Linked DNA regions of Homo sapiens: region 2 is linked to region 1. Evidence: read pairs that join two places in POLR2A ChIA-PET (ENCODE). Cell type or tissue: HepG2. All regions are shown on one strand. Links, peaks and the distances in the headings refer to the core of each region. The heading gives the core; the rest is flanking DNA.

Region 1 (5,369 bases), core at 284-5,283:
AGGTAAGATGCAAATCATGAAAAACAAATCAAAATCTACGCTGAGAGTGCATAGAAATACCACATGTCATGGGAGGCTTGACCAGCTTGAGTCCCCAATGTGGGACTCAGATGTTGAACAGAAAAACAAAACCTAAAGGTGCAAGGAGAGAATAAGAATGAGGCTTTTGGCTTTAGCTTGGAAGAGCATCCGGAGAGGCCCACTCACTTTCTATGTCTGGGCTCTGAGAAAATAAAGGTGGTTCTAGGAAAATCTGAAAAGTATGGGAGAAAGAAAAAAAAAATCCCTTTTGTGGTTTTTCCTTTAACCAAGCCTCATTTTGCTATTTGTGTTTTATTTTAAAATTAATGTGGCTCTCCCCACCCTTTAAATTGGCACATAAATAGCAAAAACAGAAGGAAAGCCAGCTACAAACTTAAAATGTGGTGGGTTTCTCAGGAAGGAGGTACATGACTTGAAATGGAAATGAGGATTAAATGAGATGCCTTAAACATTTCAAAAACAGACTTTCCACAAGGAATTTAGATCATAAGCCCTTAGGGCAGAAGCTTTGTCTGGGTCTGGGCTTGGTATAGTGTCTAGAATCTGTGAGTGCCCAATGAATGTGTAAAACAAATCACCCTTTTAGTACATGCTTGCATCATCTGACCATCTGGGCTACCACGTTGCTTATGGTTTTATTTATTATTATTATTATTATTTATTTTTTGAGACGGAGTCTCACTCTTGTAGCCCAGGCTGGAGTGTAATGGCACAATCTTAACTCACTGCAACCTCTGCCTCCTGGGTTCAAGTGATTCTCCTGCCTCAGCCTCTCGAATAGGTGGGATTACAGGCACCTGCCACCACACCCGGCTAATTTTTGTATTTCTAGAAAAGATGGGGTTTCACCATGTTGGCCAGTCTGGTCTCGAACTCCTGACCTCAGGTGATCCGCCCACGTCAGCTTCCCAAAGTGCTGGGATTACAGGCATCAGCCACCACGCCCGGCCTGCTTATGGTTTTGAAGTGTTGCTTCTGGGGTGATATTCCTGTCCTCTAGATCTCAGTCACTCCTCAGACCCCTCCCTTTTCCAGAAATTTGCTCTGGAAATTCAATCAAGGTGAGGCAATAGGTGATGATGTCACTAGGCTTGGTGAAGTAGAATGACTGCTCAGCTCTGGAACCACCAACTGGAGGTTTTTCCAAACGAGGAAAACAAAGTCATGGGACTTGTCACTTAATAGTTCTGACTGTATTGCCCTGTGCCTTTAAACTGGAAGAATTCCCCCTCTTCACCCAATACCCTGGCCATCCCAGGTGGCCTCCTGCAAAATTATTGGACTTCTTTGCCCTTTCCTCAGTCTGCTTCTTCTTCCCTCCTTCTTTCAGTACCTTCACTCCACAGACATGTATTGAGAGCCCATTATATGTAGGTGCTGGGAGGACAGCAGAGAACCTAGCATGAGCTCATGGGCTCACCTTCTCCTGTTCCCACCTCCACCTGGCTCCTTTCTTCATGGCTCCAACTTTCAGGTTTGGCTCCACCATAGTAACTGACTTGCTTCTCCATGTGGGAACAACTACTCAGACACTTTTTTTTTTTTTTTTTTTTGAAACGGAATTTCACTCTTGTTGCCCAGGCTGGAGTGCAGTGGCACCATCTCAGCTCACCGCAACCTCAGCCTCCTGGGTTCAAGGGATTCTCCTGCCTCAGCCTCCCGAGTAGCTGGGATTACAGGCATGCACCACCACACCCGGCTAATTTTGCATTTTTAGTAGAGACAGGGTTTCTTCATTTTGGTCAGGCTGGTCTCGAACTCCCGACCTTAGATGATCCGCCCACCTCCCAAGTGCTGGGATTACAGGCATGAGCCACCATGCCTGACCAGACACATCTGACATTCTATCAGCTCCGGGCAGCTTCCTGAGACCATACCTGCTGACTTTAGAACCCCACCTTGGGGGTACCCATTTGGCAGGTTTGGATCCTGATGGACCTTCAGGAGCAGAACTTGGGAATGTTCTAGCTCCAGGACCTGCCAATGCCGTCCCATCCTTTCCTAGTTGGCTTTCCTTCCATTCATAAGAACACTGTGACAACTGAAATAATTCAGGTCATATTTATGAAACATCTATTACAATGAGAATCCCATAGTGACATAATACTCCACTGTTCACAGGAAAATGCTAGCTAAAACAAACAACAGTGACTGTCTGGCAAGGGACGCATCGAATAATGCTTATGAGTCTTTTGGGTCTTTTTTTTTTTAATCTTGGGATCGAGTGATTGATAATAATGAAGGGGAAGGAAGACATTAGGCCTGTTTTAGTTCTCAGAATTATTCACAGGGAATAGACTTTCACCATCAACACCCTAAAGATGCAGAATGCTCAAGGTAAATTGCCAGTTTTTGTCTTTCTGGAAAATCCATTAATACTGAATGATCTTGGTCTTGACCCATTCCAAAAAAAAAAAAAAAAAAGAGGATTGAGCCATGGGATTCAGATTATGTCCTTGAAAATCCCTTTAAAAACTAGATTCCAAATCAGTGCTCTCATTCTTCTTGAATATCCCACCCACCAGCTTAGCTTGTCCTATCCCTTCTAGATACAGCATTATTTTCTCTCTTTGAGGAAGAATGGCCCAGAGGCCGGAAGAGTGAGGGAACGTAAGAACGACTTTTCCACTGACCTGAGTTGCTAAAGCCATTTGGACCCAGAGAACTCATTGTATATGTGTGCTGCTCAATATATATGTGTGCATGAATTTGTGGTTGTGCATTTTCTGGCTAATATCCAAAGTCTTCATAACAAGGGGCCTGAGATACGACAAAAGGAAGACCTATGTGTCAAGGACGTGTGTCCACCCACCAAGAAGTTCTGGATGCCCAAAGGGGCTCCTAGCTCAGGGTCTGTGTGTCCAGCTGCTGGGGTAAAGAGATTTGGAAACCACTGAACATTTCTGCTGGGATCCTTCCAAACCCTTTTGGGAACCGGCAATAGCACTTGTCAGGGGAAATTAGTTCTGCACTTTCACAGAGTGAGAAATTCCTCAGGGGGCATTCTTGTACTTGGGAAGAGAAATCGAACCCAGCTGATTCCTTCAGGGCCCTTGCCATTAATAAAGCAGACGAAGTCCAGTTCAGTTAGTCCCGCCTGGGTCAGGGCGTGGAGTGAGGACAGGAGCAATGGCGTTCAGGGAATTTCACCTGTGGCTATGGCCCTCCTCTGATGGGTGCAAGCTTGATATTTTAGGGGATCGCGTTACCGGCATGTAAACACCGTGAGTGACAGCCAAAGCTCCCAGGCGACCACAGAGGATCTCAAACCCTTCCTATCTTCCTAGAAACCCTGGCAGCCCGACCGGCTGCTTGCTGTCTGATGCAACAGTTTGCAACGCTGTTCTGGGAGTTGAGTCCTGCTGCGGGGCGCCGGGAACCGGGCCGACGCGCATGCGCGGGCTGCGGCCCCGCCCCAAAGGGCGGAGGGGGAGCTTTTCACCAGATGTGCGGGGGGCGGGGCCGGTCGGCCAGGGAGACCTCTGGCAGCTCGCGCCTGCGATCTGAGCTTAATTAAACTTCTCCCGAGGCATTGGCTGACTGATTGACCCAGTGATCCAAAAAAATCAGAGAGGCCCAAATCTCCCCAAACGCACCGGCAGAGCGAAGTTGGGAAGTTGGCTTCGGTTTCCAGACTTGGGCCTTTGGATTCGGCGTCCCTCTCCTGCGCCCCCGATCCGCAGCACTGTCCAGGATCCACAGCTCGGAAGCACAGTCAAGCCTCGCGGGTCTGGGCCCTCACACCACACACTTTCTTAAGAAGGGAGGCATTGTGGCTACGGGGCGGAAAGGAGGCAAGATTTTGATACCTCCTTTGTCAGTATCTCCTCTGCCTCGCTCATCTGTTTTAGGTTTTATGAGCAGGAGACGTCACCGATTATTTTCCAAAATTTTCAGCTGTTCGGATATTGCCTTCACGGTTTGCTTCCATGTCCACATTCCACCACTATTATATATTTTAATAGACTTTTATTTTATTAACTTTTTCTTTAACTTTAAACCGTTTCCCTTTTTTAGATAGCTTTGCCCTAAGCAATAACATTAGCAAAGCTACAGGCTGAAAATAAATTCAAAACTATTAAAATAAAAAATATATATATGGGCTGGTCCGAGTGCAGTGGTGTTTGCAACTAACTGATCACATTCAGTTACAGATTTCTTTCTTTTCTTTTTTCTTTTCTTCTCCACTCACACTGCTTCACTTGACCAGCCATATATATATATATATATATATATATGCTAAATTGTCTCGTCTACCACATTTGGTGAAAAACTCTGGTAATTGCTGGACACAATGGCTCATGTTTGTAATCCCAGCACTTTGGGAGGTCAGCCAGCCTGGGCAACATGGTAAAACCCATCTCTACTAAAAACACAAAAATTAGCTGGGCATAGTGGCGCGTGCCTGTAGTCCCAACTACCGGGGAGGCGAGGTGGGAGGATTGCTTGAGCCCGGGAGGTTGAGGCTGCAGTGAGTTATGATGGTGCCACTGCACTCCAGCCTGGGTGACAGTGAGACCCTGTCTCAAAAACAAACAAAAACTCTGGAGGTAATACTACCTAACATATTGAGTGATTGTCAATGTCTCAGGCATTATTCTAAGCACTTTACATGTTCTTACTCCTTATGACACCACAGAAGGTGGATGTTGTTTACATTTTAAAGGAGAAAAATGAGGCACAGAGAGGTTAAGTAACTTGCCTAAGATCACAGAGCCAGGATGCAAACTCCACTAGCCTGTCTCCAGAGCCTACATGGCTGCCCTATCCAAGGAGGACCCACAGTTTCTCCAAATCTTACCCCTCTTTCAAGGCCAAGATCAAATGTCAGGGCCTGGATGAAGGCTACCTGGGAGATGGGCACACAGGGTACTGGCATAGGGGAGCATGAGAATCCAGTCAGCCAGGGTTCAGGTACTGGTTTTGCTGTTACTAATTTTATGATCTGAAGCTTTTAGTTTCTTCATCTGTAAAATAAGCAGAATCATTATTTATTTATTTATTTATTTATTTATTTATTTATTTATTTATTTATTTTTGAGATGGAGTCTCGCTCTGTCACCCAGGCTGGAATGCAGTGGCACGATCTCGGCTCACTGCAAGCTCCACCTCCCGGGTTCATGCCATTCTTCTGCCTCAGCCTCCCAAGTAGCTGGGACTACAGGCACCCACCACCACGCCTGGCTAATTTTTTGTATTTTTAGTAGAGACAGGGTTTCACCATGTTAGCCAGGATGGCCTCGATCTCCTGACCTCGTGATCCACCCGCCTTGGCCTCCCAAAGTGCTGGGATTACAGGTGTGAGCTACCATGCCCAGCCCAGAATC
Region 2 (5,369 bases), core at 99-5,098, 53 kb after region 1:
ACACCATTGGTCAGAAAGCCTTTTGAGAGCAGGAACTGGATCTTGTTCATCTCTGTATCCACAAAGCTGGGCACCCAGTAGGTGCTGAGTAAATACCGAACAAATGCATGAATGATGAATAAATGAATGTGACTAGATGCCCTTATTCTCCAGAGGCCCCTGCGCCAACCCCGGCACTCGGTTTCCGGTGTCCTAAGCTGCCCTGCAGGGATCCCCTGGCCGCTGCCTATAGACCAGCATCTCCAGCAGCCAGACCGTGGGCTGCTGTGCCCTCGGAGGTGCCAGACACAGCTAATCCCAGCCCTGGGCGGCGGCACTCGCTGCCATCGCTTCCTCCTGCCCAGACAGTGCCTGGTGCCCACCCCAGGGTTGGACCACAGCGCATGGGCTGCCTGGTAAGAAGATGCCAGGGGCTGGCTGGGAAAATGAGGAAGCTATGGCCTGACCAGGACAAGGTTACCAGTGTCAGGAGGGGCAATGGAAGGGCCAGACTAACAGGGCTAGGGGGCTGCAGAGAATACACACCCTCCCCAGGACTCTGCTCTGCCTTGAAGTAGCCCGCGGCTGGCGCCAGCCTGCTGATTCCTCTCTCCTTCCTTTCTCCAGCACACACTGGCAAAGAAAAGCTCAGTCCCCATGTTGGCGCTTTCTTCAGTCCCAGCCCTCAGTGTCCCAGCCCCATGCAAGCCCGGGGCTCCCAAATCTCCCTCACTGGTGTTCACATGACTCAGTCATCTCAGGCACTGAGATGCTGGCTTGGCAGCCAACATTTAGTTCTGTGGTTATGTGAGATGGTGTGTGTGTGACAGCGAGTATGCGTGACCATGTCTGTGTGATCCTGTGTCTGGGGTGACTTCGCATGTGTGTGAGCGTAGGGGTGTGAATCACTGTTTGTCTGATCACATCTGATGAGTGTGTCTTGTTGAGTTTGTGTTCATACCTGACAGCGTCAGCCTATGTGACTCTGTGAGGGTATCTGTATGTGTGATAGCGCCTGTACAAGGCTGCACATGGAACTGGCTGAATGTGTCGATGAGTGTACTTTTCACTATGTGGTGTCAGAGAGGTGGTGTTTCCCTGTGTACAAAGGAACCCCTCAGCCCACATCTGTGTAGCATGTGCACATGCATGCGTGCACACACACACCGAAGTATTTCTGCTTATTTGGACTTGGGATCTGTGGTGACCAGTTCGGTAGGGGAAAATATGAAACTTCAGCAGCCGCCTTCCCTAGGCCTATGGGGACTGGGGGCTGAGAGTGAGGTCGGGGGTCAGAACAACGTGCTCCCTTAACCCCCATACTCTGCCAGGAAGACTCAGGGAGGGACTGGCTCCAGGGACCAGGAGAACTGGTTTCACACCATCCAGTCCCCAAAAGGCCAGGGCAGAGGAAAAAGGCCCACGTTCTGAAGACTAATTCACTTTTCTAGGCCCCTGTCAACCGCGCTTCCATAAAGACACAGACTGTAATGGATGAGGAAACCGAGGCCAGGAGAGGAGACACCTGCCACTGCCCAGGTCTCAGAGCACACCTGGGTCTTGAATTAGGGCCTCCTGAGTTTCAGTTCAGTGCGTTTTCTCCTTCACAGGGCGGCTTTAGCTCTGGGAAGGCAAGGCCTGGGCCTCGTAGGAACCCCAGCTACTGGATGGCAATGCTTAAGGACAGGGGGGTCTGCTGACAACCGGGGACTCAAGGGGCCCACCTCCTCTCCCTGCTCTCACCACTCCCCGCCCCCTAGGCACAGCAGTGACTCAGACTGAAGGCCCTTCAGCTTGAAATGGGGACAATTTTCTAGTGACCACGAGGCAAGTAACCGTCCGGGAATGCATGGGTCAGTGTGTGTTGGGGTGTGGGGGGGTCTGTGGGCCCCAGCCTGCGGGGGGAAAGAAAGGGGGAAATGTGAGAGGCCTCTCCTCCCATCTCTCCCTAGCTCTCACTCTCTCGGAAGGAATGTCCGGGCTCAGGATTCCCCCCCACCCCTTATCCCACAGCTCAGCCTGGACCCGCTCTGGTCTCCTCCCTCCTTTCCCCAAGCACAGACTGAACCAGCCTGGGCCGGGGGAGGGGCAGAAGTTAGGAGTGGGGGTGCAGGCGCCAAGGAGCCAGGGACCTGAGGGAAGAGGGCGCGCTGAGGCTGCTTCTGGTCAGGGAAACCATTCTCCTACACCGACCCCAGCAGGCAGCTGCGCCCCCAGAGCTTTACCCTGTCTCTGCACTGACCTTGGGGAAGGAATTTAGGGAGGGGTAAAACAAGGCTAGAGCTGGTACCATTACTGCCCCGGGAGAGTCCCCTCTGCCGCCACCAGAGACAGCCACCAAAGCGCCCCACGGTAGGACGATTCGAGATGGAGCTGCAAGGGGATTTAAGGCCCGGCTCGCCCTTTGAGTCGGGGTCGTCGGGGAGACCCTCGGTCTCCACTTCTCCCTGCGGGGGTGGGGGCGGGGCCGCGCTACTGATGAGGGGTTTAGGACACCGTGAGACGGCCAGGCCATTTCTGCCTCGGCCCCAGACGCAGAAGGGGTCCCATGCAGGCCCGAGCCAGTGCACCCTGCGCTCCCTCAGCCGCGGGCCGTCGGCGCAGGCCGGGACCCTCCTCCGCGCGAGCCCTGCACTCCTCCGGTGCCCTCCACGCCGCCACCGGCTGCTGCTCGCAGCCTCCCGCCATTGGCCAGGAGCTCTGCGGCTCCCACCAGTGAGCAGGCCGGATTCCGGTGAGGGGCGGCCCCGGGTGTTCCCGGGTTAACCCTTTGTGGGCCGCTCCAGGACGGCGGCACCCGGATCCTTCTCTAAAATTTAAAGGGCGGGCGGCTGAGGCCAGGCTCCAAGAGAGGGTGCAGCCGAGAAGAGGGGTACGCAGGTCTGCAAGCAGGAGAGCTCGGGAACCTCTCCTCCAAGGGAGGGAAGCCGGCGCCGGCTGCGCGTGACAGCCGAGAAGGAGCTTATATTGGCACGACTATAGGAAAAAGTCTTTAACGAGGAGGGAAACAAATCATAATATGTCCTTCTCCGGCTTCCCACCCCCGTTGCCTGGAAAGGCACCCCTGTAGGACGCTCACCCCCTGCAGAACCCTGTCGCCCTCAGAGCGTTGACACATGGCTCCCCTGAAGTTCGTGAACTCCTGGCCGCCGACCCCTTGCTCTTGCTCCCCAATTTCCATCGGACAATCTAAACCTGAACTTTTGTGTGTGAAGTGGAGGGAGGGCTGGGTGTGGTTGGGGGTAGAGGGGACAAGGGGGCGTGCTGGAGCGGAGGAGGTCTGAGGTCTCCAAAATGGGCTTTCCAGGGATGGGGCCAAGTGGATGCGGTGGAAGGAGTGAGAGGACCAGAAGGTCCCGCACACGCCAGGGCAGCCCTGGACTTCACCAGCTCACTTTGCAGCCCCGGACATCACCAGCTCGCTCACTGTGCGTCCTGGGTAGCTGTGTTTCCCTCTCTGGACTGGAGTTTTCTCTACTAAGAAATAGGAGGGGGGGAACGAGGGGCAGGGGACCGTCGGGGAGCTTTCTCCCGTCCCTTCTGCCTCTAACTTGGTGATAGAAACCAACCCTACCTTAGCCGCCATGAGAGGCCAGGCATCAGACGGAACTAGGGCCGCAGAGCGCTCTAGGGGAGTCCCTGATGGCAGTGCTCCCAGGAGGGCGAGGTGGGCCTAGGGATGATGGGACGCGCCCACCGTCCACCCAGCACCTGAAGAAGCCCGGCGCAAAGAGGACCTGGGCGTCGGAGTGTCCTCCACCCCCACCCCGCCTGCCCCTTGGCCGCCCTCCCCTTCCACTTGGCTCCCGTTGCTCTGGAAGCTCCATCCTGCTGGGTTTTGGCTGCTGTTTCTAGCAGGTGGGGTGGGGACTGCTCACACAATGGGGCCAGCTGAGCTCTCTAAGCAGTTTCCTGTGGGCACCCTAAAAGGGTCTCTGGGAAGAACCTGGGTCATCTGCCTGAGCCAAGGCCTTCAGGGAGTCCAGCCCAGATCCGAGGAAGCATCTTTCCTCTCCCAGGCCCCAGGAAGGGGCTTGGCAAACCCTTATCGCCTGAGAAGCAGCTGCTGGAGAAATACCTTAGCGGCTGACTCACCGGCTCCCTCTGCTCACAGCCCCCTCCCACTGGGCCCAACACCAGGCCTTTGAGAGACCCTAAGGGAGAGAACTGGCGGAAGCGCCCCCAGCCGGCAGGCCCGGGCTCTGCGGAGGGTGTAGCCAGCGCGGCCCTGGCTGTGGCTGGCTGGGTGGTTGGGGGGTGGTTATACCCTGTAAATGGCCTCTGTCTGGGATCACAGTGATTCTTAGAAACTCATTCAGCTCTGACCTCCTGGTACTGCCTCACTCCAGGTATTGATGGACAATTGGTATGCTGATGGCATTGCCATCTGGGTTCTAAGGCCCTGTCCCTCCACCAGTATCATGAGCCAGGTGCTGGAAGGCAGCAGGTGAACAGGGTGCAAACCCTGCTTCAGGGCAATTACCGGACCGGGGAGGGTCTGCTGCAGTTGTAAAAGACTGGACAGTGAGGGATGGTGGGCACCTCCCTGCTGCATTAGCGCCCTTGGCCTCAGTTTCTCTCTCTGTCAAATGCCAATATGCATTTGTCTTGTCTCATTGGATAATTGTGAAGATTAAATGAAATAATGCATAGGAGAGCACTTTGGGTTAAAAGCACAACAGAAATGTAGGATGATGATTGATTGCTGGCAAACTGGGAAGTGGGAGAGTACCCCTGCCAATGGGGCTTCTGAGCTCATTTTGTCCTGGATTATCTCATCAGGCTTTGTTTGGAGGGAAAGGCCAAACATTCCCCCCACAACTCCCACCATTGGTTCCAAGCTCAGCTCGGGGACAGAGTTTAGGGGCTGCAGTTTTCATGATGACGATAACTAACAATGATCGAGCATTCACTCTGTAGCAGGCACTGTTCTGTGTTTTATATGTACAGTATTTACTCATTTTACCCTCATACTCCTATGAGGTGAGTACTAATCTAACAAAATTTTAGATCCTCATGGCAACACTATGAGGTAGGAACTATTATTTTCCCCTTACGGATAAGGAAACTGAGGCACGGGGAAGTTAAGCAACTTAGCAAGTGGTGGAGCTAGGAGTCAAAAGCACGTCTATGTGACTCCAGAGCTCGTGTTCATCTCCTACTCCATGCAGACAGACTCATGTGGCCCTGAACCTTATGCTCATACAGAAGGCTTCTCTGCTCATTACCTTCCAGGTTGGGACAGGCTCCCAATATTCCAGGCCAGAAAGGGCCAACAACTCCAGACCTTGAAGGAATCCCCTGGCACAAGCCTTTAACCACTCAGCAGGCAGGGCTTCAGGACCTAAGGCAGCCCCCCATCCCCCATCTCTTCTGACCCACCAGCAAAT

The links. ChIA-PET counts read pairs that join two places held together with the same protein. Peaks named below come from ENCODE experiments on the same cell type or tissue, not always from the same donor. Only the 100,000 strongest peaks of a DNase experiment are listed, where the experiment ranks them.
Region 2: POLR2A ChIA-PET joins it to region 1 with 13 read pairs; 26 of 35 experiments call an interaction of 5 or more read pairs at or near these places.

What each region holds. Positions count from the first base shown.
Region 1 is chr11:46,240,016-46,245,384 of GRCh38, forward strand. No RefSeq gene overlaps it. Among named protein-coding and RNA genes, the nearest start is that of LINC02710, 23 kb to the left of the region's middle. RefSeq lists enhancers at 2,411-3,344, 3,345-4,278, a cis regulatory region at 3,031-3,913 and a silencer at 3,357-3,566. In HepG2, for the core only: no CTCF peak of the experiment used is centred there; a DNase peak (open chromatin) is centred at 3,396; H3K4me3 peaks cover 1,663 bases; H3K27me3 peaks cover 562 bases.
Region 2 is chr11:46,293,003-46,298,371 of GRCh38, forward strand. All of the region lies in intron 1 of CREB3L1 (cAMP responsive element binding protein 3 like 1), which reads left to right. Among named protein-coding and RNA genes, the nearest start is that of CREB3L1, 18 kb to the left of the region's middle. RefSeq lists a silencer at 2,665-2,744. In HepG2, for the core only: a CTCF peak has its summit at 4,168 (motif pointing left); a DNase peak (open chromatin) is centred at 2,689; H3K4me3 peaks cover 274 bases; H3K27me3 peaks cover 4,658 bases.